Regions from separate parts of the Homo sapiens genome. Here region 2 is linked to region 1. Evidence: chromatin loops called from intact Hi-C (ENCODE). Cell type or tissue: PC-9. All regions are shown on one strand. Each heading gives the region's core, and the rest is flanking DNA. Links, peaks and the distances in the headings are about the cores only. Region 1 overlaps XNDC1N-ZNF705EP-ALG1L9P (XNDC1N-ZNF705EP-ALG1L9P readthrough). Region 2 holds the start of NUMA1-AS1 (NUMA1 antisense RNA 1).

Region 1 (15,179 bases), core at 2,976-10,975:
TATGCAGAAATGCAGAAACACTTCCATGATCTAAACAACCTATGTGAAGGCCTGAAAGCCAAAGCAAGATCCTCTTATTACAAAGCTGTCCGACAAAAAGTTTTCCAAGTAACACTGGAGGTCCATCAGTCACTCTTCCTGGTCTGGAAATGCCAGAAATGTCCTCCTTGGTCCTTCTGAGAGTCAAGATCTTTTCAAAATCACCTCAGGAGCCACAGAACCACTTCATCCTACCTGAAATTGCAGGATGACTTCTTTTGACCAGAATCTCAAAAATATATTCGTTGATAGTTTTGATTCCTGGGAGCCGCCATTGCTTGCAAAAGATGTGCCAGAGACTAGACATTTTCTGTCTCCTCACTTGTCTGGGGAAGACTGAAGTTTTACAGAAACACAGAGATGGGAATCTGACCCTCTGAGCAGCCTCAGGATTTTCTAAGTCTTCCAAGCAGAGTGGAAATACTGGTGAGGACCCATTGCACCCCCTGATGGTCTGGAATCACATAGGATGATGCTTTCAAACAACTGTAGGTGGAGATACATTTTCTGAGATATTCCAAGGAGGAGGGACACAACTGGACCAGATGTTAGAAGGACAGCTGAGCATTAAGTGCCTATGTAGTGTTTGCAGCTTAGTGTCCCATGCAGAAGGGGAATCTGGGCCCTGGTGTTAGAATTCAGTGTAATTCTGGGTTCCTGCTTTCCTTCCAGGAAATCCCACTTCCAACTGGATGTCTGGATGAACTACTGAAAGCTGCTGAGTGTCCTGCAGCAGGTGAGCTGTGGCCAGAGCCCAAGGATGAAGGGGGCTCCCTCACTCTGTTACTGTGAAGAGGAAGCCTGAGGTGTAGCAGGCCCAGGCCCCAGAAGTATGGAAAAAAATGAGGTAGGGAGGGAGGGGACCTCAGGAGAAGACTGAGGTCTACAGAATCCCAGGGTCAAGGGGATGGTGCAGTGTTCTGGCACTATCCTTGATGTTCCAAGAGGGGTGAGAATCCATCTCCTGAGTAAAAACTTCACATGGGGTGAGGAGGGGAGAAGAGAACAGAAAGGAAGCAGGGAAGGCCAAGACAGCCACCAGCCTTACAGCAATTTTAACCAGAAATGGACACAGACCCTGGACCCCATCACAGGAGTGCAGGCCTAGGACTGTCTCCAGGTGATGCATAGCTCCCTTGTCAGGTTAGTGGGTTCAGGGATTGTGACGTCTGCAGGGGTGTGGAAGGCTGGGCAATGGGAGCAGCTTACTGGGCTGGACCAGAAATACTGAACTTCTTTTCCATCAGTGAAATCCACTTCTGGGTCAGAAAAAACTGTGAGTTCTAGAGGGGCAGGGCCTAGGAGGAGGTCAGGTCCTGAGCCTTCCTGGTTTGACCCCCTCCCACCCCCTGTGTTTCTGGGTCTGTCCTCACTTCCACCCAGCGGATCCTGAGTCTCTTCCTTTGAGTCCCTGTGAGTGTGTTGTGTGCAGTGGGGCCGGGCTGCTTCATCCACTGCACGTTAAATGTTTCCAACACTTTCCGGCCAAAGCTTAGAGTTGTCAGACCACCGACTTTGAATGTTGACCTGGTTCCTTGTGGAACAGAGTAATAGCTATTGAAGTTTAAAGTCACTTTCCTGCGTGGATGGTGAAGAGGCAGGCTGTTCAGGCATAACTGCCCTCAGGCCTGGAGGGCTGTGGAGGTCACCGTTGGCGGTGGGTGGATCTGGAACCTCTGTGGCTCTAGACTTTCAACTATTTCATTTTTTCTTTTGTAGTTTTTGTTTGTTGCTTGCTTTTTTACAATGGGAACTAGAATGTAAGATGCCAAACTCAGCCTGTGGGGAACATGGATTTTCACAACAGCAACCACAGAGCGTGGTTTCCATTTCTATTCCCTGTTCATGTGGGAGGCAGAGAAGGAAATCAGGTGCTCAGTTCCAGGGACATCACAGGACTAGGACATGTGCAGTGAGGGTGGAAGGCAGAGGCATTGCTTTAGGAGAATAAAATTACTGCATGCACACACATATGTATGTATATGGATGTATGTACACAAACATGCATATTTATAGATTCTGTTCTCTCTCTCTATATACAATTTTCTTTATTTCACACTTGATATGATTTCTAAATTTAAATACCTTTGAGACAAACGTGAATTGTGATGGGATTTAAAAATGTCAGTGAAAAATGGAATTAACAATAAAAATATAAATATAAACTTTATTTCTCAATTTAAGCTCTACTGAGGTCCAGACACTCCATTAAGCGATGATCCCAGCCATTCATTCCATTGCTAAAGAACTGAGGGTAATGGGAATTTAACCGTGTCAATGCAGTCTTCTATTATTAACTAAAGAAAAATGGGTGCCCTTTACAGTTATTTTAAGATTAGGGAAAAAATGTCAGAAGAAACCAAATCAGGACTGTAATGTTGATGCCTAATAATTTCCCATGAAAACTCTTGCAAAATTACCCATGTTTGATGAGAGGAAGGAACAGAAGTGTTGTTGTGGTGCAGAGGGACTCTCTAGTGAAGCTTTACAGGGCGCTTTTCTGCAAAAGTATTTGCTAATTTTCTCTAAGAACTCTCCTAGTAAGCAGATGTTATGGTGCTTTGATCTTACAGAAAGTCAACCAGCAAAATGCCTTGAGCATCCCCAAAACCTCCATGGCTTTTGCTTTTGAGAAGTTTGCTTTTGCTTTGACTGGACCACTTCTACCTCTTGGTAGCCATTGCTTGAATTGTGCTTTGTCTTCAGGATCTTATTGATAAAGCCAGTTTCACTCCCTGTTATAATTCTTCAAAATAATGCTTCAGGATCTGATTCCGCTTGCTCAAAATAGTTACTAATAGCTCTGCTTTTGTCCACTGCTGATCTAGGCACAAGGGTATTTGGGACTCATCAAATGTAAAATTTCTCAACTTTCACGTTATAGTCAGTATTGTGTAAGCTGAACCAATTGAGATGCCTGTGGTGTTGGCTATAGTATCTCTTGCTAATTGTCAATCCTCCTCAATTAGGGCATAGAAACGATTTTTTTTCTCAAAAATTGGTATGGATGTCCCTCCTCTGTTGACTTCATCTTCAACATTGTATTATCTCTTCTTAGAATAAGGTATCCATTTGTAAATGACTGATTCTTCAGGTTATTTTTCCCGTACACTTTTCATAAAGAATAATTTATTTCACCATTTTTTGTACCCCAGCTTCACCGTAAATTTGATGTTTGTTCTTGCTTCAGGTTTGACAGAATTCATGTTGCTGCCATAGAGGGGCTCTTTTCAAACTGATGTCTTAAATCTTGTTCAGATATGTTAAAACAGGGCCAGGCACGGTGGCTTACGCCTGTAATCCCTGCATTTTGGAATTTTAGACAAAATAAAGTTTTTTAAAATTTTATTTTATTTCATTTTAAGTTCTGGGATACATGTGCAGGATGTGCAGGTTTGTTACATAGGTAAATGTGTGCCATGGTGGTTTGCTGTACCTATCAACCCATCACCTAGGTATTCAGCCCACATGCATTAGCTATTTATCCTGATGCACTCCCTCCCCACTCACCCCCAGACAGGCTCCAGTGTGTGTTGTTCCCCTCCCAGTCAGATGGGGCCTGACTGGAGCTGCCAAGGGGTGGAGCTTCTGGGAAAAGGATCCCTCCTAGGGGGGAGTGTCTTGAGCCTGGGGTCATGTGGCAGGGACAGAGACGGGTCCATGGCAGTGTGTGCTCTTCTCTGTGAAGGCAAAGGGCCTCTGAGGGAGTATTACAGTCGCCTCATCCACCAGAAGCATTTCCAGCACATCCAGGTCTGCACCCCTTGGCTGGAGGGCCGAGGACTACCCCCGCTTCTAGGTGAGAGGCCAGCAGGAGGCTCAGGGAGGAGGTGGGGCCTTAAGCAGGGGGAGCAGGGGTGGGCAGGATGTACTTTTTCTGAAAAGGTGGCTCTGGAGGCCACTTGGGGACAGGACCTGGGCTCTGGCTCAACTCCCGGGAGGAGGCCACTTCCTGGTCTGCCAGCCCCTCTTAGCCAGGTGGCCCCAGAGGCCCTTTACCAATGGGTTTGAGGAGGCCACGTCCTTTCATCCTGCCACGCCCTCCATTCAGTCCTCTTCCTTCCTGCAGGAGGGCTGGGCCTGGGGTTGAGGCCACTGTTGCCCAGGTGTGGGAGGACAGTGGCTTTGGGAGGTACAGGGACGATGTGTCAAACAGCATCGCCTCTCCCAGTGAGATGGTTCTTCTTTGTCTCCGTCTCTTTCCCCGTTGATTTCTCCAAGTTGGGAGTCGTGGCTTGGTCCTGATGCGTCTCTAGAGCCGCATCTTCCAGCTTCGAGTGAGCAGAGCACTTGGCGGCTGAGGGTCTTTTCCTGGCAGGATTCTCCAGCTAAAAGACAAGACTGTCTTTTAGACAGTCTTGCTCCGTTGCCTAGGCTGGAGTGCACGATCTCAGTTCATGCAACCTCCGCCTCCTGGGTTCAAGCGATTCTCCCACCTCAGCCTCCCAAGTAGATTACAGGATTATGGGAGCCCGCCACAACACCTGGCTTATTTTTGTATTTTTAGTAGAGACAGGGTTTCACCATGTTGGCCAGGCTGGTCTTGAACTCCTGACCTCAAGTGATCCTCTCGCCTTGGCCTCCCTAAGTGCTGGGATTCCAGGCCTGACCCATCATGCCTGGCCCCAGCTAGTCTTTAGAAATGTTAAGCTATTTGGCTTTATTTTCACACTGACAGCTGGTTTGTGGTGGGTGTGATGTGGTTTATTATTATTATTATTATTATTTTGAGACGGAGTTTCGCTCTTGTAGCCCAGGCTGGAGTGCAATGGCGCGATCTTGGCTCACTGCATCCTCTGCCTTCCCAGGTTCAAGCGATTTTCCTGCCTCAGCCTCTTGAGTAGCTGGGATTACAGGCACCTGCCATGACGCTTCGCTAATTTTGTATTTTTTTTTAGTAGAGATGCGGTTTCACCATGTTGGCCAGGCTGGTCTTGAACTCCTGACCTCAGGTGATCCACCCGCCTTGGCCTCCCAAAATGCTGGGATTACAGACAGGAGGTAAACCTGGGAGGTGGAGGTTGCAGGGAGCTGAGATTGTGCCACTGCACTCCAGCCTGGGTGACAGAGTGAGACTCTGTCTCAAAACAAAACAAAACAAAACAAAACAAAACAAAACAAAACAACGACAACAAAAAACAAATTGTGGTTATGTAGAAAATGTGTCAACTTACATTTTCAGATGTCCCAGCCAGGCCGTGTGGCTGCGTGGCCAGCTTAAGCCACTTGTGCTTGGGGATGTCGGGGGCCTTATCCAATTTTCACTCCCCTTGGGGGATGTTGTCTCACTCTGCTGGGAGGATTTTTGTTCCCAGGGCAGAGACCAGCGCTCTAACCCACCCCTCTTGCCTAGCAGGGTCGGTGGACCTGGGTGTCTGTCTGGACACATCCTCCAGTGGCCTGGACCTGCCCATGAAGGTGGTGGACATGTTCAGGAGCTGTTTGCCTGCGTGTGCTGTGAACTTCAAGTGGTAGGAGCAGAACCCGAATCTTTCTGGGGATAGCTTCACAGATCCACCGCTGAGGGGGAAGCAGTGTAGAGTGAGCTGCCCACAGTGAGGCCCTGCCCCTCGGTCAGTCCAGCACACACTGGAGGCCATGAGGAGGAGCCCTGCGGTTACTGTGGCTGGGCTGAGACTCACTGAAGTAGTCGCTTCCATTTAGAGCTCATGTTATATTTAGGTTGGTACAAAAGTAATCACGGTTTTTGCCATTAAAAATGCAATAACTTTTGCACCAGCCTAATGTGAAAAAAGAAAGCACCTTAAATACTAGAACTCCACTCAGGGCTTTTGCTCCTAGAGTAGAATTGGAGGGAATTGCCTGCAGGCTTACATGGTTTTCTTTGTTTTTCTCTCCCACCATGTCCTTTTTGGCCAAGCTCACATGGTGGGTTTGAATCAGTTAAATGAATGTCATGCTGTGGCCTCACTCCACCCAGCATAGACGGGTGTTTGGAAGGGTGGCGTTAGAGGAGATTCTAGAAGCAGTAGCCCCAGCACAAGTTGAGCCCTTGGCCCCTGCTCAGGAGCCGGCTCCTGGATGGGATTCAGGGGTGCGAGCCCCTCGTGTGAGCTGAGCTCAGGGAATGTCGGGATCAAATCTGGTGTCCTAGAAAAGTCATCTTTTATGTGCTGAACCAGTCCCCAGGGGGTTGCGTTTACTTGTTCCATGGCCATGGAATTAAGAAAAACATGCAAAAATAATTCTTCAGTACTTGAAGAGCATCCAGCACAGAAGGTACAAACCTTCCTTAAGGCTCCCTCCTCAAATCGGTTTGGCCATTTTGATGTGCACCCCCAGGCCTTTATACCCTTCAGATGCCAAATCTAAGAACCAGCTCCCAGAAACCACACATCCTGTTCCAACCCCCAGCCTGGCTTGAGCGTGGGTGGGTGGGAGACAAGCTGGACACCCCAGGGGTCTGGTGTCTTCTCCAGGCAGCTCTCAGGCTCCCTTGGTTCTCTCTGCAGCTTACATGAGCTGGTGAAACATGAAGAAAATGGCCTGGTCTTTGAGGACTCAGAGGAACTGGCAGCTCAGCTGCAGGTAGCCATGTCTGCCACCACGCCAGGGTGGGCAGGGTTCTGGAGACTGGCACCGAGCCACAATCCCTGATCCCTGCTTCCCACAGCCAGGGTTGTACCATGGGGGGTCTGGTGGAAAAGCTAGTGAGGGAGCAGAAGTCACAGAGGCTGGCCTACTCTGCTGTCCCATTTCAGTACAGTAGGCTCGGGAAAGTTAGGACACAACCCCACCTGCCCTCTGGATTTATGGAGCTGACACTCCACAAATGATGCTGGAGCCGGGTGGGCCAGGCTGCAGTTTAGGAAGTGATCAGGATCAGGTAGGTGCGTGGGCAAAGGGAACTTCTGGGACCAGCCTTGAAAGATGGGTGGAATTCTGCAAAGGTTACTTGTTTCTTATTGCAAAAAGTAATACATCATTCTTGTCAACAGAATGATTGGGAGGATTTTCAGTAAAGGTCCAGGTCAGAAGTCATTTAGACTGGGTTCCCCAGTCTCTGTCAGAACCATGGTACTCTGTTGTGGTGTGAGAGTAGCCACAGATCATCTGTAGATTAAGGGGTGTGGCTTTGTTCCAATAAAGCTTTATTTACAAACACAGGCTGTGGGCTGGATTTGGCCTGCAGGCTGTAGTTTGTGATCCTTGATTCAGACAGTTTAGCAAGGCTGAAAAGAACACCCACACCCCCTTGTTACCCACAGATGGGTGGGACTGTGTTGGCCAGAGGCTGAGAGGAGGGTGCTCACAGGGGAACGTACAGCATGTAGAGGCCGGAAGGTGCTCCAGCGCACCAAGTGTGGGAAAGTGGGACACACGGGGAAGTTTCCAGAAAGCATGATGTCAAGTTGGAGGCGGAGCGCTGCTGGGTTGTGAAGGGTCTCAAGTCCAAGTGAGGGAGTTAGGGACTTGGGAGGGGTTGTTGTTGGGTCGGGGACCTGGGTTCAGCCAGGTGGTGACCTGGGATGGGGTGGGGACAGGCAATGAAGTAAGCTCTGCTCTTTAGTATTTTGCAGATGCTTTTCTCAAACTTTCCTGATCCTGCAGGCAAGCTAAACCAGTTCTGGAAGAACCTGCGGGAGTCGCAGCAGCTCTGATGGGATGAGAGCTGGGTGCAGACTGTGCTCCCTTTGGTTATGGACACATAACTCCTGGGCCAGAGGCTAAAACCCCAGGGCCCCTGCTGTCCTTCCCGCAGCTTCTTCTTGGTGTCTCAGGGCAAACCCTTTCGAGCAGCGCCTCCCAGTGGCCGGAAGCTGAAATGAAGGCAGTGGTGCCACCTGGTGAATGACTCGGGAAGCTGTGGTTGGCCCTGATTTCTTCTTTGGAGTCTCTGAAACGCTTCCTGTCTTCTGTTCTTCACGCCCCATGCCCCTGCTAGCGTATTACTGTTCTGTGACTTCCCTGTGACCTCTGCAGTACTCCTTACCCTGCATTTGGTCTCCAGGTGTCACCTTTCTGCCATGTTCCTAACACTTTGATTCCTGTCTTGAAAAAAGCACCTGCTGCATCATAAACCCAGGGATGTGGCAGCTGCAGCCGGCTTGGCTTTTTGAGGAACCGAGTGTGTCCAGGGATGTGGCAGCTGCAGCGGGCTTGGCTTTGTGAGGAAACGAGTGTGTCCAGGGATGTGGCAGCTGCAGCGGGCTTGGCTTTGTGAGGAAACGAGTGTGTCCAGGGATGTGGCAGCTGCAGCGGGCTTGGCTTTGTGAGGAACCGAGTGTGTCCAGGGATGTGGCAGCTGCAGCGGGCTTGGCTTTGTGAGGAAACGAGTGTGTCCAGGGATGTGGCAGCTGCAGCGGGCTTGGCTTTGTGAGGAACCAAGTGTGTCCACGTTGGGGGAATGTCATACTTGATACACACGTTTTTATTTGCACAATGAAAATGCTATTTTTGGAGCCAGAATTTTCATGTCTGATTTATGGTGATTTTCTTAAGAACCAGAACTGCTGGCAGAAAGGGGGAACCCACATGCTTAGATAGCCGATGTCTTATTAGAGCGCAGTTTGTGGTTCCTGATTTGGAATTTAACATTCTCCAAACATTCCAGTCCAATGAAAGTTTTATCCGCTTTCCCATATAAAAATTCTTCCCACGAGAGTGACTTAATTCTCACAATCCCGTTGGAGTCATGTGTGAGTCCTACAGTGTGAGGTTCAGCTTTGCCATCTCCAAGTGCTCTCTGTAGGGAAACAGTTTCTGGTCATGATGAGCTTCCGCTTCCCATCTGATCCCAGTCCAGCCTGGAAACAGAGCACGTGTTTGAGGATGGCGGTGTTTGGGGACAGGACATGAGCGTATTGTGTGGGGCTGCTAGGACAGGCCTGGCGGGGTGGGGGGTGTCTAAGTCAGTATACTTTGTTCACAGGTTCCCAGGCCCACCCAGGTACCTAGAATTGGCCTCCAGGATGGGACCAGAAATCTGGTTTTGCATAGAAATGGCTAGCAGCAGGCACCATGCTGCTGTCCACTCTCTGCCTGTGTCTGCCCCAGCACTTGGCACAGCAGGACAGAAGCAGAGATCTGAACCCACATCTACCTGGCTGCTTAGTCAGTCCACTCTTCACAAAGCTTAGAAAGTGGCCGGGCACAGTGGCTCATGCCTGTAATCCCAACACTTTGGGAGGCCAACGCCGGCGGATCACTTGAGGTCAGGTGTTCGAGACCAGCCTGGCCAACGTGGTGGAACTCCATCTCTACAAAAATACAAAAATTAGCCAGGCACGATGGCGGGTGCCTGTAATCCCAGCTACTTGGGAGGCTGAGGCAGGAGAATTGCTTGAACCCAGGAGGCGGAGGTTGCAGTGAGCCGAGATTGTGCCACTGCACTCCAGCCTGAGTGACAGAGTGAGACTCTATCTCAAAACACACACACACACACACACACACACACACACACACACACACACACACACACAGAGCTTAGAAGGGGCTGGTGTTCTTATAAGCACAGATGTCTGAAGAGCCATTATCCAGAATGATTCTTTTTTTTTTTTTTTTGAGCTACGATCTTGTTCTTTCACCCAGGCTGGAGTGCAGTGGCACAGTCATTGCTCACCACAGCCTCGACTCCTGGGCTCTAGCAATCCTCCCACTTCCTGAGTAGCTGGGATGACAGGTGCATGCCACCATGCCAGTAATTTTTTTATTTTGTAGAGATGGGGTCCTGAACGCATGGCCTCAAGTGATGCTCCTGCCTTAGCCTCTTTTATTATTATTTTTTAGATGGAGTTTTACTCTGTTCCCCAGCTGGAGTGCAGTGGCGCAATCTCAGCTCACTGCAACGCCTCCCAGGTTCAAGTGATTCTCCTGCCTCAGCCTCCTGAGTAGCTGGGATTATAGGCGTGCACCACCACGCCTGGCTAATTTTTGGGTGTTTAGTAGAGATGGGGTTTCACCGTGTTGGCCAGGCTGGTCTTGAACTCTTGACCTCAGGTGATCTGCTCACCTCAGCTTCCCAAAGCCTCAGCCTCTTACAGTGTTGGGATTACAGGCATGAGACACTGTGACCCGGGATGATTTTCAATCACGGTTTTTTGTTACGAGTGGAAAATGCGTATTTATAAAAATGAAGTAGTATAGACATGAACATGTAGCAATCTCTATAATCCTGCCATCCAAGGATGGCACCTGTTAACGTGTATATCAACGATGTCCAATCTTTTGGCCTACATGCGCCACATTGGAAGAAGAAGAATCGCCTTGGGCCACACATAAAATACACTAATGCTAGCAATAGCTGATGAGCTAAAAGAAAAAAATCACAAAAAAATCTCATATTGTTTTAAGAAAGTTTACAGATTTGTGTAGGGCCACAGGTTGGACAAGCCTGCTATATATATGTTCTAGGTTTTCTCCTATAGGTATACTTATGTGAAAATGATTATTGTGATAATTTTTTTTTGAGATGAAGTCTTGCTATGTTGCTCAAGGTGGCCACAAACTCCTGGGCTTAAGCCATCCTCCCACCTCAGCCTCCTGAGTAGTTGGAATATAGGTACTCATAACCACGTGTGGGTGATTATTATTAGTTTTTAAACAAAAATGGGGCTGGGTGCAGTAGCTCACGCCCGTATTCCTAACACTTTGGGATGCTGAGGCAGCAGATCACTTGAGGTCAGGAGTTCAAGATCAGCCTGGCCAACATGGCGAAACCTCAACTCTAGAAACAATACAAAAATTAGCCAGGCGTGGTAGCACGCACCTGTAGTCCCAGCTACTCAGGAGGCTGAGATGAGAGGATAGCTTGAACCTGGGAGGTGGGAGGTTGCAGTGGGCCGAGATGGCACCACTGCACTCCAGCCTGGGCAATACAAGGCCAGACTCTGTCTCAAAAAAAAAAAAAAAGGTTGGTGGGGGCTTATACTATGTGTGCTGCTTGGCACTGTTTTTTTCACTTAAAAGATATGGCAGGTTTTTTTTCACGTAAGTATCTGAAGAAAGACTTCCTTTTTTTTTTTTTTTTTTTTTTTTTTTGCTTTTTTGCTTTTTTGAGACAGGGTCTTGCTCTGTTGCCCACGCTGGAGTGCAGTGGTGAGATCAGGGCTCACTGCAGCCTCCACCTCGTGGGCTCAAGCCATCCTCCCACCTCAGCTTCCCAAGTAGCTGGGACTACGGGCGTGTGCAACCACATCTGGCTAGTTTCTGTAAGTTTTGTGAAGATGGGGTCCCACTATGTGGCCCAGGTTGGTCTTGAACACCTGGGGTCAAGTAGTCCTCCTACCTTAGCCACCTAAAGTGCTGGGATGACAGGCCTGAGCCCCGCGCCCGGCCAGCCTCCTGTGTGAGGTTGTGCAGGACTCTGTCGTGGAACCCAGTATGTCTTCGTGTCCTGGCTTGTTTGTTGGCTCTGTAGTTAACGGGCTGCCCCACGTGGACAGGCACTGGCTTGTCCGTGTCTCTGTGTGCAGGCAGAGGCTGCTGCGGGTACATCTGTGCACATGGCTGCCAGGAGGGGCTGTGCTCAGGGGGAGCTGGGGCAAAGGCTGGTGGCAATGGGGGGCTTGGGTGTAGAGTGGAGGCACAAGAGCCAGGTGGCCGGGCAGCAGTCTGTGGGAGCTCGGGGGTTGCTTGTCCTCTGTGTGTCCTAGTGTCTTTGTCGGTGAGATGGGACAATGATATCACACTCTCACAGGTGCGGGGGCTGACAAATGTCAGGTCTGAGGACAGTGGCTGGCCCACTACGGGGCCAGTTCCCCTTCTCTATAGTCACCCTGCTCATCTTCCATTGACTGGGTGCTCAGGACAGTGGCGTGGTGGATCCGCCTGTACAGCCTGTGCTCCAGCGTCCTGCAGGCCACAGCTGTGTCCAAACCTGACCCCGACTGCCCCTCCTGCCACCTCTATTTTATAGATGAGGAAACCGAGGCCCAAGGGCTTAGGGAACCCTGCTCTGAAGCACACAGTAGGGCTGCTGGGCTCAGATCCTCCCTCCCTGTGCTGAGCTGCCCTCCTCCTGCCACAATCCCCCCACGACCCGAGCCCACCCTTCTCACCGGCCTCTGCCCTAGTTCCCCGCATGGTGTGGGAGTGTGGGGCATCCTAGCTTTTCCCCGGCCCCCAGTTCTTTCACTTCCACTGGAGTCCTGTAGGGACAGCTTGGGGACCATGCAGGCCCGGGTGGGCGTGGGGGCTCACATAGCTCGGTGGTGAACAGCTGGCACATCTCTGGGTTGCAGACGGTAAGGGCCATGTAGAATTGAGGAGCCCGCTGGTGCTCCCGGCAGGCAGCCAGCCTCCGCAGGACCCCGACCAGCGACACGATGGCTTCTGGGCAATACAGCACGTCTACGGTGAAAGCTTCAGGTTACTGAAAGGGACCAGCGGACAGTTCCAGGTCATGCTGACCTCAGCAGAAGGGCGAGGCCAGAGAGGCAGCGGTCATATGAGACTAGTAGATGCCATTTGATCATTTGGGCCATTAGATGGAAAGGCAATTACTTGGGTGAAAAAGGAGAACCCTTAATAGAGAAAGCTGCAAAAGACTGAAGCAAAAGAAAAAAATCTCCAGACTCACTGGTGTTCCTTAAAAAACGTGCTCTGGTTCTCGGCCTATCTAGAGGGCTGTGAATGACACAAAGCCTGACCCTGCGATGAACTTCGTGTTTCAGGTGTCTGCGGATTTGTCTGCTGGCTTGCAGGGGTGGGCCTGTGTCCCTGGCCACTGCTGGACCTGTGATTTTCAGGGCTGGGACCCAGGACCACAGGCAGAGCTCTGTTCGACCAGAGAGGAGACTGAGCGTGCTGGCAGGGGTGAGGGGTTTTCCGTGGCCCAGCCAAACACCACCTTCTCTCAAGGGCCCTGTCCTTATCCCAGAAGTGGTTGTTTTCCTCCTGTGGTCTCTGAAACACACAGGCATGGCTCTGGGACAGAGCCATGTGGTGACGACTGTAACGGGAGTATGCCTGTCTCCAACAAGAGGGCTGTGGCTTGAAGGTCAGCTTAAGAGGCACCCCTGTCCTTTGATGTCACCCTGGAGGCCCAGAGTAACTCTTCTGGAAGCCCCATCATGTCCATGCCCAACAGCATCCATTGTTCCCTTTTCCCAGAGCCAAGAGCTGGTTAGAGCTGCAAGGACACCGCCTGCACAGGATGCCCGGGGCTGGGCATTACCTGCTGCAATGACAACATCTGGCTGGATGGCAGAGAGCTGACAGACCGTCGCGACGTCCCAGTCCAGCTGGGCCACTGTCACCCTGGGGCTGTCTAAGTTGGCAGTGATATCTGCACCTAATGAGAGGCCATTGAGAAGGACATTCCCTCAGAGCTGCTAGAGGACCCAGCTGTGACAGTCCCTGAAGATGTATGCCCGGGGGTGGCACATCTTGCAGATGGCCAGGCCTGTGAGGCCAGCACCACTGCCAAGCTCTAGGACAGTCCTGGTGGGAGGAAAGGGGGTCATGTCTGCGACTGCACCAGGGTAAGCCTGCCTCGGTGCCCTGCCCTGTGCCCTGAGGTCACCTATCAGTGAAGGCTGCTGGGTTCTCGATGGCCCATTCTGCAAGGTAGAGGGCGGCATCCCATGTGACCAGGACTGTGATGCCGTGGGAGATGATGGCTGTGCTCTTGGAGAGTGTGACTGAGCCTCCCGAGGGCAGCACCAAGAGAAGGCGAGAGAGTCAGTCCAGCGATCAGAAGGCAAGTGGCTTAGAAGACAAGCAGCCATCCACCACATGGCTGAATAAACCATGACAGGACAAATCGCCACTCAGCAATGAGAAGCAGCTAACTGTTGACATGCCAACAGCTTGCACAGGCCTCAAGGGTGTCACGTGGCATGAAAGACACTCATCTCAGGCCACACAGGATTCCATTCATTGAACATTCCTGAGACAATGGAATTCTGGCGATGGAGCACAGGTCAGTTGTGGCCAGGGGCCGGGTGTGGCTATGAAGGGGTGGCTGCCTTGTGATGATTCAATATGCTATGTTTTTCCTTTGTGGTTTTCTGTATCTATGTTTTATCTTATTTTTTTTGAGCTCTGTTCCCCAGGCTGGAGTCAGTGGCACAATCTTGGCTCACTGCAACCTCTGCCTCCTGGGTTCAAGCAATTCTCCTGCCTCAGCTGCCCAAGTAGGTGCGACTACAGGCATGTGTCACCATGTCTGGCTAATTTTTCTACTTCTTTTTGACAGTTTCACTCTCGTTGCCCAGGTGGGAGTGCAATAGCGCGATCTTGGCTCACTACAACCTCCACCTCCTGGGTTCAAGAGATTCTCCTGCCTCATCCTCCTGAGTAGCTGGGATTACAGGCGCCCACTACCACACCAAGCTAATTTTTGTATTTTTAGTAAAGGCAGAGTTTCACCATGTTGGCCAGGCTGGTCTCAAACTCCTGATCTCAGGTGATCCACCCGCCTCAGCCTCCCAAAGTGCTGGGATTACAGGCATGAGCCACCACGCCCGGCCTAATTTTTGTATTTTTAGTAGAGACAGGGTTTCACCATATTGGCCAGGCTGGTCTTGAACTCCTGACCTCGGATCCACCCGCCTCAGCCTCCCAAAGTGCTGGGATTACAGGTGTGAGCCACCACACCCGGACCTGTCAACTATTCTTTGAGGACTGGGCACCAGGTCCTTGTGAAGCAGGTAGAGTGTGTCACCTATTGGACAAATGCCTCACAACCCTATAAGACATGCTGTTGTTGTTGAAGTGCTTGATTTACAGACAGGGAAACTGAGGCTAAAGAAGGTTGACGAACCTCATGTCTAAGACTGCAGACTGGGTGAGTCAGGATTTGAACCCACACCCACGTTTTCACTTTGTCTGTGCGGGAAGGGTATCTGGGCTGTGAGGGGGAGGAGGGTGTCCTTCTCATACCAGCAAATAGCTCCGGTGGCCCTGGGTGGACTCCTTGGCCATCAGGGTCTCCACCAGCACCTCGTACAGCTCATCCAAAGGCTCTGTGTGGACAGCCTCGTGCTGGGGGCAGACAGAGTGAGAGCTTGTTTGCTTTCGTTCTAATCTGTAAAAATGGCCAGATGATTTTCACCAAGTTTGGAGGGGAGATATGGGATAGAATGGTGTAATACCGGCCAGCTGCCATATAAAATATTCACTTCGTTGGGCGTGGTGGTGTGTGCCGAATAGTCCCAGCTACTCTAGAGGCTGAC
Region 2 (15,179 bases), core at 2,922-10,921, 210 kb before region 1:
AGGCTCTGGACCAGAAGATAGGTTTGCAAGTCAGCATTGGATGGCCACTGAAGCCGTGGGCACTATGGGCAGAGCCAAGAGGCCCCATCAGATCTCTGGGAGCTTAGAGGGTGGGTAGAGGAGGGAGGAGCAGATGAGGAGACTTAAGAATGGGTGATTAGAGGTAGGAGAGTCCTACAAAAGGGGTCACGGAAACCACGGAAAGAGAAGGGTTTTGAGGAGGAGGGCATTTTGGAGGTGCAAGGCTTCAGGGGGGATGAATTCCAAATGGTGGCCAATGGCTCTGATAGGAAAGGTTGTTGGGGGCTGCAAGGAGATCCTGCTCAGGGCTCCCCAAGCCGTCTCTGCAGTGTGGACTCGAGGAAAAAGCTTGAGCACTTGGTGCAGTTTCTGAGCCAGAGGACACCGTCACTCCACTGTGCTCTGAGTAATGATGCTCTGTAGAAATGGAAGCCCTGCACTTCATTTTGGTTAGAGACACGGAACTCTGGATAACCCAGGCACCAGGTTTCAGGTTCTGCCCAGTGCCTTCCTTGGTAGTTTACATATAAGTATCCATGGATATACTCCCACTAAGGCGAGTTCTCAAATTGCATAAAGGTGCAAATCTTTACACCTTCTTACTAACCTTTGTTGATTTATTTTGTCTATTTCTTACCCCCAGCTCCTGTGCCTTCTACCTGTTCTAGCACATTCCCTGAAGAGCTCTCCCCACCTAGCCACCAGGCCAAGAGGGAGATTCGCTTCCTAGAGCTACAGAAGGTTGCCTCCTCTTCCAGTGGGAACAAGTATGTTCTGGGCCTCTCCTCCTGGGATAGGGCCTCAGCATCCATCCATTCCTCACATTCCTAACTTCTAGAGTTAAGATGTTAACCAGCCTCTGGGAGTGCTTAGAGTATCCGGTAGATCTGGGATCTCCTCACCTCACCCAGTATTAACTGGGGGAAGTGGTTGGGATTTGTCATGTGCAGAAGGCCTCCCTCAAAAGCTGTTCCCTGTTTATGGAATACCCTTCTTCCTCGGAGACTACAATGAAGTCTCTTCTCTTAGCACATCTCTGCAGAGCCAAGGAGAATATATCACTTTTTTTTTTTCTGACAAAGAAATTAAGGCAGTGAGAAGAAAAGTTTTCCCAAGATCATGTCATGAGGCTTGAGGTAGCACTGCAAACAACCCAGGTGCACAGGCCTCCCAGCTGCTAGTGCGCACTTCCATAGACCCCGCTCCCTTACTGCTGCCTGTTGCTGATTGCTTCAGATCTTAGGCGCTTACCAATGCATATGGGCCTTCTCCCTCCTCAGCTTTCTCTCAGGTTCTCCAGCTTCTCCCATGGGTGATATCCTGCAGACCCCACAGTTCCAGATGAGACGGCTGAAGAAGCAGCTTGCTGATGAGAGAAGTAATAGGGATGAGCTGGAGCTGGAGCTAGCTGAGAACCGCAAGCTCCTCACCGAGAAGGGTAGGTGGCTGGCACACTGGCAGATGTGTGAATAGACTTGCCGGAAGGATGTCCCCTGGCCTCCCATGTTGTCCCCTCTGCTGGCCCCTGGAGCTGAGAGCTCAGCCCTGGGCCTGTGGTCAGGCTGACCTCCTGGAAGCTAGGTTCTGTCTTTGTCCCCATCTTCTCTTTCCCTTAGATTGGATACCATATTCCTCCTCTTCCCTATGCCGTCTCCTCCCTTCCCCTTGTGCACATAGTTCTGTGCACATAGTTCCGCTCATGCACATAGTTCTGATTCTCCTCTCCTCCTCCCTCCACTCTGGGCAGATGCACAGATAGCCATGATGCAGCAGCGCATTGACCGCCTAGCCCTGCTGAATGAGAAGCAGGCGGCCAGCCCACTGGAGCCCAAGGAGCTTGAGGAGCTGCGTGACAAGAATGAGAGGTACAGCTCTCCCTGCATTCCTTCCCAGGCCCCAGCCCCTCCCCTCACCCAGCCAGGAACCCATACTCTCTTCTCACTGCTTCCCTCCCTCGCAGCCTTACCATGCGGCTGCATGAAACCCTGAAGCAGTGCCAGGACCTGAAGACAGAGAAGAGCCAGATGGATCGCAAAATCAACCAGCTTTCGGAGGAGAATGGAGACCTTTCCTTTAAGGTGGGTGTTAAGGTGGTGTGTGCATGGAGGCCCCTCAGGGCTGAGGTGGTCTGGAAGGCTCCCCAAGAGAGGGTTGAGAAGAATGTCCCAGCACCTGTCTTATGCTTCAGTCTCTCCAGAGACCTGCATATTTTGCCCCTTTCCTTATCCCATAATTGGCGGCTTCCCGGGTACTGGGCTGTGACCCTAAATGTTGATTTGTAGTTCTGAATTAGAGGTGTGATGGCTGTGATTGGTTTGTAGAGGGTTGGCAGGATAATTGGAGGCATCCAGCCCCTGGGGTTCTGGGAGCAGACAGCAGTGGTGGGGTCAGCGTTGACTCTGGGTGATGGGGATTCTCACTTGCCCGTCTCAGCTGCGGGAGTTTGCCAGTCATCTGCAGCAGCTACAGGATGCCCTCAATGAGCTGACGGAGGAGCACAGCAAGGCCACTCAGGAGTGGCTAGAGAAGCAGGCCCAGCTGGAGAAGGAGCTCAGCGCAGCCCTGCAGGACAAGGTAACCCTCTGCTGGGGTCACAGCCACAGTCTTGACCACATGTGCAAAGCTGAGTCCAGTTTACCACTGTGCTCTTCTGGGCCTTTGGGTATTAAGTTGCTTTCTCTTCAAGGTTCAATAGTGTGCTGTAATTGAAAGATTGTGGGCTTCAGTCTAGTACACCTTTTTTTTTTAACTTATTTTTTTTTTCCCCAGTCAATGCCCTCACTTTATAGTACACCTTTCAATCCTATCTCTGCTGTTCACAAGATGTGGATCTTGGACAAGTTAATCAGTCTGTTTTTCTAAGCATCCTTTCCCTAAAATGGGAGTAGTAACGAGTAGCTGCCTCATCACCTATTATGAGAAAACGTATGTAAAGCACTTCACACATCGTGTAGTGTAAAGTAAGCTCTCAGTGAACCAGTTGTGATTGTTACTATTGGTAAGAACCCAATTTGGCCACTTACTAATAACCATGTAGCCCTTGATCAAGGCACTTAGCATCTGCTTCAGGTTCTTGCTCTGTAAGAGGAATGGTAGTAGCTGCCTCCCACATAAGCTGGGTGTGGTGATGCATGCCTGTAGTCCCAGCTACTCGGGAGGCTGAGACAGAAGAAGCTCTCGAATCTGGGAGGTGGAGGTTGCAGTAAGCCAAGATCTCGCCACTGCACTCCAGCCTAGGCGATAGAGCGAGACTCTGTCTCAAAAAAAAAAAAAAAAAAAAAAAAATTAGGGATGAACCCAGCATAGCCTATTGTAGGTGCTTAGTGAACAGTGGTGAAGAAGTGGGTTTGGGACTGGGGGTTGCTGCAGCTGCTGCCAGTGGTATTGCTGCCCAGAGGATGGTGGGCAGCTGGTGGTGATTTGGATAATCTAGGACTCAAGACTTATCTGAGGAAGGGTATACGGTAAGGAAATTTGAAGTAAACTCAGCAGCCTTGGGGAAGTAGTAAGCAGGTTACATTATGACTTTATTGTGCCTTAGAACTAGGTCTAGAGAATCAGGTCCCTCATGCTCCCAGTTCCATGGTTTCTGCTTTTTTCTAGGCCAGGGCAAAAGGAGATCTTGGTAACAAGATGATGGGCCCCATGTTTGCTGATGTTTATGAGGGCTTGTGTGGTAATCTGGTGCCTGTTCCCCCTCTCTGTTCACATGGGTCTCATTTACTCCCAGAAATGCCTTGAAGAGAAGAACGAAATCCTTCAGGGAAAACTTTCACAGCTGGAAGAACACTTGTCCCAGCTGCAGGATAACCCACCCCAGGAGAAGGGCGAGGTGCTGGGTGATGTCTTGCAGGTAGGAATGCACAGAAAGACCTGTGTGCTGCTGGTTGGTGTGGACTCACATTCAGTACATTTGGGTTCCTGGTGTTCCTCCATTTCCAGAGGAGTCTTGATGACTGAGGAGTCATGCTGATCCCAGTTTGTCTCTTTATACCACCAGCTGGAAACCTTGAAGCAAGAGGCAGCCACTCTTGCTGCAAACAACACACAGCTCCAAGCCAGGGTAGAGATGCTGGAGACTGAGCGAGGCCAGCAGGAAGCCAAGCTGCTTGCTGAGCGGGGCCACTTCGAAGAAGAAAAGCAGCAGCTGTCTAGCCTGATCACTGACCTGCAGAGCTCCATCTCCAACCTCAGCCAGGCCAAGGAAGAGCTGGAGCAGGCCTCCCAGGCTCATGGGGCCCGGTTGACTGCCCAGGTGGCCTCTCTGACCTCTGAGCTCACCACACTCAATGCCACCATCCAGCAACAGGATCAAGAACTGGCTGGCCTGAAGCAGCAGGCCAAAGAGAAGCAGGCCCAGCTAGCACAGACCCTCCAACAGCAAGAACAGGCCTCCCAGGGCCTCCGCCACCAGGTGGAGCAGCTAAGCAGTAGCCTGAAGCAGAAGGAGCAGCAGTTGAAGGAGGTAGCGGAGAAGCAGGAGGCAACTAGGCAGGACCATGCCCAGCAACTGGCCACTGCTGCAGAGGAGCGAGAGGCCTCCTTAAGGGAGCGGGATGCGGCTCTCAAGCAGCTGGAGGCACTGGAGAAGGAGAAGGCTGCCAAGCTGGAGATTCTGCAGCAGCAACTTCAGGTGGCTAATGAAGCCCGGGACAGTGCCCAGACCTCAGTGACACAGGCCCAGCGGGAGAAGGCAGAGCTGAGCCGGAAGGTGGAGGAACTCCAGGCCTGTGTTGAGACAGCCCGCCAGGAACAGCATGAGGCCCAGGCCCAGGTTGCAGAGCTAGAGTTGCAGCTGCGGTCTGAGCAGCAAAAAGCAACTGAGAAAGAAAGGGTGGCCCAGGAGAAGGACCAGCTCCAGGAGCAGCTCCAGGCCCTCAAAGAGTCCTTGAAGGTCACCAAGGGCAGCCTTGAAGAGGAGAAGCGCAGGGCTGCAGATGCCCTGGAAGAGCAGCAGCGTTGTATCTCTGAGCTGAAGGCAGAGACCCGAAGCCTGGTGGAGCAGCATAAGCGGGAACGAAAGGAGCTGGAAGAAGAGAGGGCTGGGCGCAAGGGGCTGGAGGCTCGATTACAGCAGCTTGGGGAGGCCCATCAGGCTGAGACTGAAGTCCTGCGGCGGGAGCTGGCAGAGGCCATGGCTGCCCAGCACACAGCTGAGAGTGAGTGTGAGCAGCTCGTCAAAGAAGTAGCTGCCTGGCGTGAGCGGTATGAGGATAGCCAGCAAGAGGAGGCACAGTATGGCGCCATGTTCCAGGAACAGCTGATGACTTTGAAGGAGGAATGTGAGAAGGCCCGCCAGGAGCTGCAGGAGGCAAAGGAGAAGGTGGCAGGCATAGAATCCCACAGCGAGCTCCAGATAAGCCGGCAGCAGAACGAACTAGCTGAGCTCCATGCCAACCTGGCCAGAGCACTCCAGCAGGTCCAAGAGAAGGAAGTCAGGGCCCAGAAGCTTGCAGATGACCTCTCCACTCTGCAGGAAAAGATGGCTGCCACCAGCAAAGAGGTGGCCCGCTTGGAGACCTTGGTGCGCAAGGCAGGTGAGCAGCAGGAAACAGCCTCCCGGGAGTTAGTCAAGGAGCCTGCGAGGGCAGGAGACAGACAGCCCGAGTGGCTGGAAGAGCAACAGGGACGCCAGTTCTGCAGCACACAGGCAGCGCTGCAGGCTATGGAGCGGGAGGCAGAGCAGATGGGCAATGAGCTGGAACGGCTGCGGGCCGCGCTGATGGAGAGCCAGGGGCAGCAGCAGGAGGAGCGTGGGCAGCAGGAAAGGGAGGTGGCGCGGCTGACCCAGGAGCGGGGCCGTGCCCAGGCTGACCTTGCCCTGGAGAAGGCGGCCAGAGCAGAGCTTGAGATGCGGCTGCAGAACGCCCTCAACGAGCAGCGTGTGGAGTTCGCTACCCTGCAAGAGGCACTGGCTCATGCCCTGACGGAAAAGGAAGGCAAGGACCAGGAGTTGGCCAAGCTTCGTGGTCTGGAGGCAGCCCAGATAAAAGAGCTGGAGGAACTTCGGCAAACCGTGAAGCAACTGAAGGAACAGCTGGCTAAGAAAGAAAAGGAGCACGCATCTGGCTCAGGAGCCCAATCTGAGGCTGCTGGCAGGACAGAGCCAACAGGCCCCAAGCTGGAGGCACTGCGGGCAGAGGTGAGCAAGCTGGAACAGCAATGCCAGAAGCAGCAGGAGCAGGCTGACAGCCTGGAACGCAGCCTCGAGGCTGAGCGGGCCTCCCGGGCTGAGCGGGACAGTGCTCTGGAGACTCTGCAGGGCCAGTTAGAGGAGAAGGCCCAGGAGCTAGGGCACAGTCAGAGTGCCTTAGCCTCGGCCCAACGGGAGTTGGCTGCCTTCCGCACCAAGGTACAAGACCACAGCAAGGCTGAAGATGAGTGGAAGGCCCAGGTGGCCCGGGGCCGGCAAGAGGCTGAGAGGAAAAATAGCCTCATCAGCAGCTTGGAGGAGGAGGTGTCCATCCTGAATCGCCAGGTCCTGGAGAAGGAGGGGGAGAGCAAGGAGTTGAAGCGGCTGGTGATGGCCGAGTCAGAGAAGAGCCAGAAGCTGGAGGAGAGGCTGCGCCTGCTGCAGGCAGAGACAGCCAGCAACAGTGCCAGAGCTGCAGAACGCAGCTCTGCTCTGCGGGAGGAGGTGCAGAGCCTCCGGGAGGAGGCTGAGAAACAGCGGGTGGCTTCAGAGAACCTGCGGCAGGAGCTGACCTCACAGGCTGAGCGTGCGGAGGAGCTGGGCCAAGAATTGAAGGCGTGGCAGGAGAAGTTCTTCCAGAAAGAGCAGGCCCTCTCCACCCTGCAGCTCGAGCACACCAGCACACAGGCCCTGGTGAGTGAGCTGCTGCCAGCTAAGCACCTCTGCCAGCAGCTGCAGGCCGAGCAGGCCGCTGCCGAGAAACGCCACCGTGAGGAGCTGGAGCAGAGCAAGCAGGCCGCTGGGGGACTGCGGGCAGAGCTGCTGCGGGCCCAGCGGGAGCTTGGGGAGCTGATTCCTCTGCGGCAGAAGGTGGCAGAGCAGGAGCGAACAGCTCAGCAGCTGCGGGCAGAGAAGGCCAGCTATGCAGAGCAGCTGAGCATGCTGAAGAAGGCGCATGGCCTGCTGGCAGAGGAGAACCGGGGGCTGGGTGAGCGGGCCAACCTTGGCCGGCAGTTTCTGGAAGTGGAGTTGGACCAGGCCCGGGAGAAGTATGTCCAAGAGTTGGCAGCCGTACGTGCTGATGCTGAGACCCGTCTGGCTGAGGTGCAGCGAGAAGCACAGAGCACTGCCCGGGAGCTGGAGGTGATGACTGCCAAGTATGAGGGTGCCAAGGTCAAGGTCCTGGAGGAGAGGCAGCGGTTCCAGGAAGAGAGGCAGAAACTCACTGCCCAGGTAAGGTACTCAGCCCAACCACCCTCCCAAAGATCAGGAGCTGAGAGCGCGGGGACATCGATCCTCTGTGTCCAGGGCCTCTAGCTCCTACACTGGAGTGTCTTGCCTTTCCTCATTCACTGGGTGGCAGAAAAGGAGAGGTGGCTGGTGGAGTTCAAGTCTGTTGCCCCTGTCATCCTAAAGAAAATGTCAGTGGCCTCCCCTCCCCTGAAGGCTCTGTCACTAGAGAGTCAAGTTGTGATGACCACCAGCCTGTTCAGAGGCACACCTGCACTGGATGCCTCAGGAGCCACTGGGGATTAGAATCAGCCTAACTGGCATTTTTAAACTTACTGTCAATCTAGCTCCTTAGGGGAAAGTATCAGAGCCTCAGTGAGGTCAGCCTGGCAGCAGGGCTGGTGCTTCTTTGGCCTCATCTCACTCTGTCTCTGTTGCTCCTCCCCCATGTACAGGTGGAGCAGCTAGAGGTATTTCAGAGAGAGCAAACTAAGCAGGTAATGCCTGAGGTCCTCGCTAAATGCTGGCTGCTTAAACGGTGACCAGTCTTGGTGCATGAGCCCGGCTGCAGCTTGCCTCCGCCAGCTCCTGTTGTGAACTGTTTGTGAAGGGGGCAGGGTCAAGCCATGGAATCCAGGCCCAGGCTGCCCAGGAGTGTGGTGTGCTGGGCTCTCTCAGGCCTCATCCCACCCATCCCAGGTCGGCCTCTCCACCCTTCTGCACCTTCTCTCATTTGCCTATCAGGGACAAGGGGTAGCACTGGCTTCATCTTTCCCACCCTGAACCAATGACAGACACAATCCTTGGGATTCGAGAACTTCCCAAGTACTGTGTCTAGTTAAGGATACCCGACTAAGAGGAACAGCAGAATTACCGTGTCGGCCTTGTTTAACATGGTGTCCCTTTTTCCCAGAGTACAGCTTTATGGAAGCCTTGAAGGTGATATGCGAGGCAGCCCCCACAGGTTAGGGAGGATTGTGGGCTTAGGACACTTGCCCATCACTTTCTGGGGCTCTAACCCCGAGCACAGCATAGAGATGTCTGTAGCAGGAAGACCGAGGGTGAAGGAGCAGGAGGGGTCTATACCAGATGGGGGCGGGGGAGTGGGGGTCACATGGTCTGGCTGCCTCTTTCTCATGGGAATCATCTCTGTGTTGCCTGAGACATCGAGGCTATAGAGCTGGTGTTTCTGAGACATCGAGGCTATAGAGCACCCTTTCTCCATCACTCTCCTACCCAGCCACCCCAGGGCTGCTGAAAAATTGGGCCCTCCTCTAAGGAGCCTGTGATAGTGGGGGACAATCAAAGTGAATAGCAAACAGTTAGCAATGGAGCCCTTGCCTCTCCCCTGTGCTGCCTGGTCATGCTTGAACTCCCAGAATGCTTGGAGCAGCCAAGGGTGCATGGGGCTGTTATGTTCTCTCTTTTCCCCTACTCCCTGTGCTCTTCCTCTTTGTAGGAGTGGGGTGGGCTTTGGAGTACATGTGCTGCCCCTGCTCTTGTCTTCCAGCAATCTGTTCCCCAATGCTAACCACAGCAGCCATGCTGCTAGCACCAGCCCTAACGGCCTGTGGATGTTGGGAAGAGGTCTGAGCATCTGTGGGCTTGGGCTTTGGCAGTTTCTGGGAGGGAGGCATGGGAATTCATTGAGTATGTCTACTAGAATTACAGACTAGGTCCTGGGAAGGTTGCGGCTGCAGAGTGTGGCGGCAGCAAGGTGGTGGTGAGGTGTCGGCTCCCCAGAGTCAATTCTCCTGATTTTGGAGGTGACGGGGGTTGGGCAGGCCTCTGTCTCTGCAGGCTCAGGGTAGACGCAAGAACAGTTGGCCCTGGCAACATCTATGTGTTAGGTTGCCTCATTCAGGCCCTGCCAAGCAGCCTGGGCAGCAGGCTGTTCCGTAATTGGAGGCCAGAGAAAGGGCCTGAGTTTATTCTAGGAACACTGGGGATCCTGGTCTGGGAAACCCCATGATGGGTGGACATCCAGGATGAACATCCAGGGGAAGTCCTCCTGAGTCTTCTGTCCTCCTCTTCCCTCCCCAGGTGGAAGAACTGAGTAAGAAACTGGCTGACTCTGACCAAGCCAGCAAGGTGCAGCAGCAGAAGCTGAAGGTGGGGCAGCTGGGGGAATGGGTCTGGCCTCTGGACAAGGGAGGGAAGCTATTCTCTAAGCTCTGGGGCCGTGGGGGGTGTCGGGGCAGAAGAGGGGCACCCTGCATTCCAGGTAGCCCTCCTAGGAAGCCTGTGGCTTAGAAGCCCCTGCATGTGTCTTCTGGGAGCTCTCGAGAGACAACCAGGGTGGTTCCCATCTCTCAACTGTCACTGTCCACTTCAGCAGCTACTAGTCACGTGTGGTTATTGAAATTTATTAAAGTAAATCCAGTTCTTCAATCACACTAGCTACACTGTGCCCCTGTTCAGTAGCTACATGTGGTTAGTGGCTGCTGTATTGGACAGCGCAGATACAGAACATTCCACCATTGCATAAAGTTCTTTTGGACAATGTAAGTCTAGATAGTCTGGGCAGGGAAAGAACGAGAGTGTCACCAGTGTTGAATATTACAGTGCAGTTTAATAACATTCTTAATGCTTTCAACTGTGTCACCTTCTTTGGTTTAATACTTGCTTTTTGCAGTTCTAGGCTTCACAGCCTTCAGTCAGGGGCAAAGGAATTGGGCACCAGTGGCATTGGGACTCACTAAAGCCCTGGTGGCTCCTAGGAGTTGTTGGGAGCTCAGAGCTTCATTTCTCCTGCTCACCTTCATACCATGGTGCCACAGCATGTCTTGATTGCAATAAACAAATGTTTATTCTACTCCTTGTGGGGCCTGTCCTATGTTAGGAGAGGCAAAGGGGGGATGCTTCTATCTACAGCAAAGCACTTGTTGGCCTTGCAGATGGACAGAGAATCAGGCCCTGCTCTTAAGGAGTTATGGTCTGGACAGGAGGCAGTGTGGGCATCATAAATAAGCCCCCATGGGCTTTTGGAGTTAGGTGGACCAAATCTTACTCTGCCATTTAGTCACTGTTACTCTGGTCAATTTGCTTAAATCTCTGAACTCAGTTTCCTCCTCTGAAAAGAGGGTGAAGTGACTTCTCAGAGTGGCTTTGAGGAGAAACAAGTTCCCCTGTCCTAAGAGAGCTCACATGCCAAGTGCCTTAGAGTAAGGCTCTGCACCTGGGTGTTCCCTGAGGATTGGTTCCCTTCCTCCTACGGGAGATTGTGCATGCAAAGAGGGTGTGACACTTTGTGTCTGGTCTCAAAGAAGGCAAAGATAGGGCAGGAGCTGGTCAGGGAAAGGCCACTACGGATGTGGACTGAAGGGCATGTGGGCTTCAGGTTTAGTAGACTGTAGTCGGGCAGAGAGTATTTGGGGTGGTGTGGTTTTCTTCCGCTTCCTAAGAAAGTGCAGGAGTCTGAAGCACCTGTGGAGCCCCAGTGGCTGGTGCAGATAAGCGGACTTGGGTAGAGCGGCCAGACCAGCTTTCCTGAGTGGCCTTTCTTCTCAGGCTGTCCAGGCTCAGGGAGGCGAGAGCCAGCAGGAGGCCCAGCGCCTCCAGGCCCAGCTGAATGAACTGCAAGCCCAGTTGAGCCAGAAGGAGCAGGCAGCTGAGCACTATAAGCTGCAGGTAAGGAGCCCAGCCCCAGCCCATGCCACCTTCCTCCTGCCCTTCAACCTCTACCCCACCCACCCACCCTCTCTGCCCACAGATGGAGAAAGCCAAAACACATTATGATGCCAAGAAGCAGCAGAACCAAGAGCTGCAGGAGCAGCTGCGGAGCCTGGAGCAGCTGCAGAAGGAAAACAAAGAGCTGCGAGCTGAAGCTGAACGGCTGGGCCATGAGCTACAGCAGGCTGGGCTGAAGACCAAGGAGGCTGAACAGACCTGCCGCCACCTTACTGCCCAGGTGCGCAGCCTGGAGGCACAGGTAAGAATTTGGCTGGCAGACTCACCTCACTCCTATTCCACTGGACCCCTGTGCCCTCTCCTCCTAGGCCACTGCTGCCTTAGGCTTTTCTTCACTCTCCCCCTGGCCCTCTCCTTCTCAGGTTGCCCATGCAGACCAGCAGCTTCGAGACCTGGGCAAATTCCAGGTGGCAACTGATGCTTTAAAGAGCCGTGAGCCCCAGGCTAAGCCCCAGCTGGACTTGAGTATTGACAGCCTGGATCTGAGCTGCGAGGAGGGGACCCCACTCAGTATCACCAGGTCAGGAGGCAGCCTTCCTCCCTATGTCTGTTTATGGAGTGCCTGCTGTTTATCAGGCTGTATCCTAGTGAGATAAATAAGATGTGATCTAAATTTATTCTTAGAGAAGAATAACGAAAAACGGGTATTATACCAGATATCTATTTAGGGCACAGTTGGAATAAAAAGCAAGTGGTCAAGAAAGGCTTCGTGGAAGCTATCGCTCCTGCTGAGTCTTGAAAGCATCCATAGGTGTGTGTGCCAGGTTGACGAGAAGAGCAGTGTGAACAGAGGCTGTGAAAGAGCCTGACTAAGCTGAGATGTGAGGCCAGGAAGGCCCATTGGAGACCGACTATTAAGACTTGATCCTAAAGGCATTGAGGAAACCTTGGTGGCTGTAATTGAAAGGTTTAGGAGAAAAAAAAAGGAACCTTGGAAGAATTTGAAACTGAAGAGTACATGGTTAATTTGCATCTTAAAAAGATTATTCTAATAGCTAGTATAGAAGTTAAGACTGGAAAAATGTTTTTATTAAACACTTACATTTACTTATTTTGTGCTAGACATAAAGCACTCATGACAATTATACCTGATTTGTCCCCCAACAACCCTCTGAGGTAGGTTTATTCTGTCTCCTTTAACAGATGAATCTGGGGCATAGAGGGGCAGTCACTTGCCCAAGGTTCCCCAGTGGTAGAGCTGGGGTTTGACCCTGGGCAGCCTGGCCTGAGTTCTTGGCTTGTCACCACTCATCTTCCTCTGTCAGTGCCATGATGAGTCTAGGTGAGAGGAGATGAAGCAGACCAGGGAAAGGACATGAGCATGGAGTGGGGTGTGGTTAGGAGCTGTTCAGGAAGCTTGGTGATTGGGCTCGCCAAGCAGGACGACATTGGATTATGCCCACGTTCATGGCTTGGGGGCCTGAGTGGGGGGCGTTCCTATTCACTGAAATGGGAGATGCAGGAGGAAGAACAGAGAAGTGGGCTTAGATTGGGACGTGTTTGCTGTGAAGCAGCCATGGGCATCTGGTGGGGATGGGACATCTGGGTCTGGGCATTGCCACTATGAGGAGCTATTAGGAGAAGCCAGGGGAGTGGACTGAAAGGAAGGCCCAGGTCAAGTGCTTTCCTTGGTACCTCTGAAAAATCAGAGAGATGGGCTGCTTGACCTCATCTGCTTGTAGTAAGGATGGGAAATGGTCACTTTCAAAAAGGGCTGGACAAAATGCCTTCTAGCGTGAAGGACTGTACCTCAGCAGGTTTCCTTTCCATAGCAAGCTGCCTCGTACCCAGCCAGACGGCACCAGCGTCCCTGGAGAACCAGCCTCACCTATCTCCCAGCGCCTGCCCCCCAAGGTAGAATCCCTGGAGAGTCTCTACTTCACTCCCATCCCTGCTCGGAGTCAGGCCCCCCTGGAGAGCAGCCTGGACTCCCTGGGAGACGTCTTCCTGGACTCGGGTCGTAAGACCCGCTCCGCTCGTCGGCGCACCACGCAGATCATCAACATCACCATGACCAAGGTCAGGCTGCTGGGACAGGGGCTGCAGGGCAGCAATTCCCACTTCCTCTCAAGGGCATCTTTGCACTGGGCACTCAGTCAGGAGCAGGGAGGGATGAGCAGCCAGTCCATGTTACAGTGGGAAAGCTGAGAGGTCTTAAAAAGGGCAGTGACTTGGTTAAGGGCACTTCTGAAGAAAAAGGCAGGGCTAGGATTAGATCCCTGCCTCCTGACTAAGGCTAGCATTCTCTCCATGCGTAGCACTGAGCCTGTGCAGGGTGAAGGGAGAGAACGTGGCGAAGCTGCAGCCCATCCTGTGCCTCCCAGCATGCCCCATGCAGCTGAGAGGCATTGTTGCTGCCCAGTGGACTGCCTGACAGGCTACAGGCCCTTGCCTTTGTTTCCACATCTTGAAGGGGAGGTTTGGGAGGAGGGGAGAGGGGCCCCTGGTACAGCAGGGGGGACCTGTGTGTTTAGGGTGCCCCCTGCTACCAAGAAGTTGGGGAAGTTCTGGAACATGGTAAGGGCCCTGGAAGTTTGGACTGAGGGACAGCAGAGGCTGTGGGATGAGCCTGACTAGTCAGGAGACATGGGGCCTAGCCCCAGCTCTGATACTTCCTAGCAGTGTGATTTGGGGCTAGTCACTTTATTTCTTTGCACTTCATCTCCAAAATGGGCCGATAAACACTCTGCATTCCCTACCTCAAAGCATTATGAATAGACTCCATGAAAAAAATGCGTAGAAGAGTCTTGACAACATCAGCACCACCTTGTGAGGGCTTCTGTCGACAAGGCCCATTTCTTGCAGACACACACTTTAAGGACCTTTGCAAAGCAGTTGGGAATACATGGATGTGCCGTGGGATCTGAGGGCTTCGGAAGGGAATGGGAAGCTTCTGTACAGTGCCAGGGACTGTACACTGCAACAGATTCACTCTGTCTTCCAGAAGCTAGATGTGGAAGAGCCAGACAGCGCCAACTCATCGTTCTACAGCACGCGGTCTGCTCCTGCTTCCCAGGCTAGCCTGCGAGCCACCTCCTCTACTCAGTCTCTAGCTCGCCTGGGTTCTCCCGATTATGGCAACTCAGCCCTGCTCAGCTTGCCTGGCTACCGCCCCACCACTCGCAGTTCTGCTCGTCGTTCCCAGGCCGGGGTGTCCAGTGGGGCCCCTCCAGGTGAGGGGACTACAGGGACTTACTATACCCCAAAATTAGACTGGAAGGTGGATCGTGGCACAGGGAAAAGAGGAAAGCTTTTTAAAAATCCAAGGCTGGCCTCCTTGCTACCATCCAGCTCCACCTGCCCCTCCTTCCTGCAGCCTCAGGGCCTTCCTTACCTGCCCATCTAGGGGCTGGCTGTGTTGGGGGCACTCTTAGCCAGAGTTAAGGGCCCGGGATTCCCAGCACAATTGTGACACTTAGCTGTGGGGAGTCCTCCATGCCCTTCTCAGGCGGTGATGGGCTGCTGGAAAGGCCAGGCTGGCCAGACTCTTCTTGGAAGCTCTTGTCCTTTGGGCACCAGGGAGCCCCTGGGAATTAATTCCCGGTCCTTAATTTGTTCCTCTGGGTGTTGGCCACCAAGCCTTGGCAGGTGAGTAAGATGTAGTAGCAGTCTCTGCGTGTGACCTCTTCTGCCCTCTCCAGGGAGAAGGTGGTGAGCAAGCCCCTAGGATAGAAATAGTCTGTGTGCCGTACTCCTGCACCTGCGGCACTGAATCAGACTGGTGTGCTGGGCTTCAAGTTTATGGGGTAGGTGGCAGCAAAGGCTGGCAAGATGCCAGGGCCAGGAGGTGACCTGCCGACTCCAGGCTCATTTGTTCCCACTTCCCTGCCTTCCACAGGAAGGAACAGCTTCTACATGGGCACTTGCCAGGATGAGCCTGAGCAGCTGGATGACTGGAACCGCATTGCAGAGCTGCAGCAGCGCAATCGAGTGTGCCCCCCACATCTGAAGACCTGCTATCCCCTGGAGTCCAGGGTGAGGCCTGGGGTCACTGTGCAGGGCCTCCCATCCCTGCCCTCCCTTGGAATCCCACCTGCTGATCTAGCCTGAGCACTAGGGCCCTGGATCACTGACTGGCCGAGGAGGGGGAGGGTGACCTTCTCAT

The links. A loop is a pair of places that touch in the nucleus more often than their neighbours do. Peaks named below come from ENCODE experiments on the same cell type or tissue, not always from the same donor. Only the 100,000 strongest peaks of a DNase experiment are listed, where the experiment ranks them.
Region 2: a loop joins it to region 1, with 36 times the contacts of the local background. A loop is called at or near these places in 2 of 110 quality-filtered maps.

What each region holds. Positions count from the first base shown.
Region 1 is chr11:71,793,189-71,808,367 of GRCh38, reverse strand. XNDC1N-ZNF705EP-ALG1L9P (XNDC1N-ZNF705EP-ALG1L9P readthrough) reads left to right here. Exons shown (of 11, transcript NR_172895.1): 11 at 712-3,387. It also overlaps the pseudogene FAM86C1P and the pseudogene ALG1L9P. Among named protein-coding and RNA genes, the nearest start is that of DEFB108B, 32 kb to the left of the region's middle. In PC-9, for the core only: CTCF peaks have their summits at 7,610 and 7,809 (motif pointing left); a DNase peak (open chromatin) is centred at 7,837.
Region 2 is chr11:72,005,103-72,020,281 of GRCh38, reverse strand. It overlaps NUMA1 (nuclear mitotic apparatus protein 1), which reads left to right. Exons shown (of 27, transcript NM_006185.4): 9 at 665-788; 10 at 1,302-1,459; 11 at 1,769-1,886; 12 at 1,982-2,099; 13 at 2,455-2,595; 14 at 3,752-3,874; 15 at 4,022-7,387; 16 at 7,840-7,881; 17 at 9,428-9,496; 18 at 10,895-11,014; 19 at 11,097-11,315; 20 at 11,437-11,594; 21 at 12,847-13,093; 22 at 14,019-14,247; 1 more. NUMA1-AS1 (NUMA1 antisense RNA 1) reads right to left here and starts at 5,991. Exons shown (of 4, transcript NR_104178.2): 1 at 3,395-5,991; 2 at 1,988-2,923; 3 at 1,273-1,387. It also overlaps a transcript of IL18BP not described here. RefSeq lists enhancers at 1,234-2,433, 4,590-5,337. In PC-9, for the core only: CTCF peaks have their summits at 4,251 and 4,450 (motif pointing right); no DNase peak of the experiment used is centred there.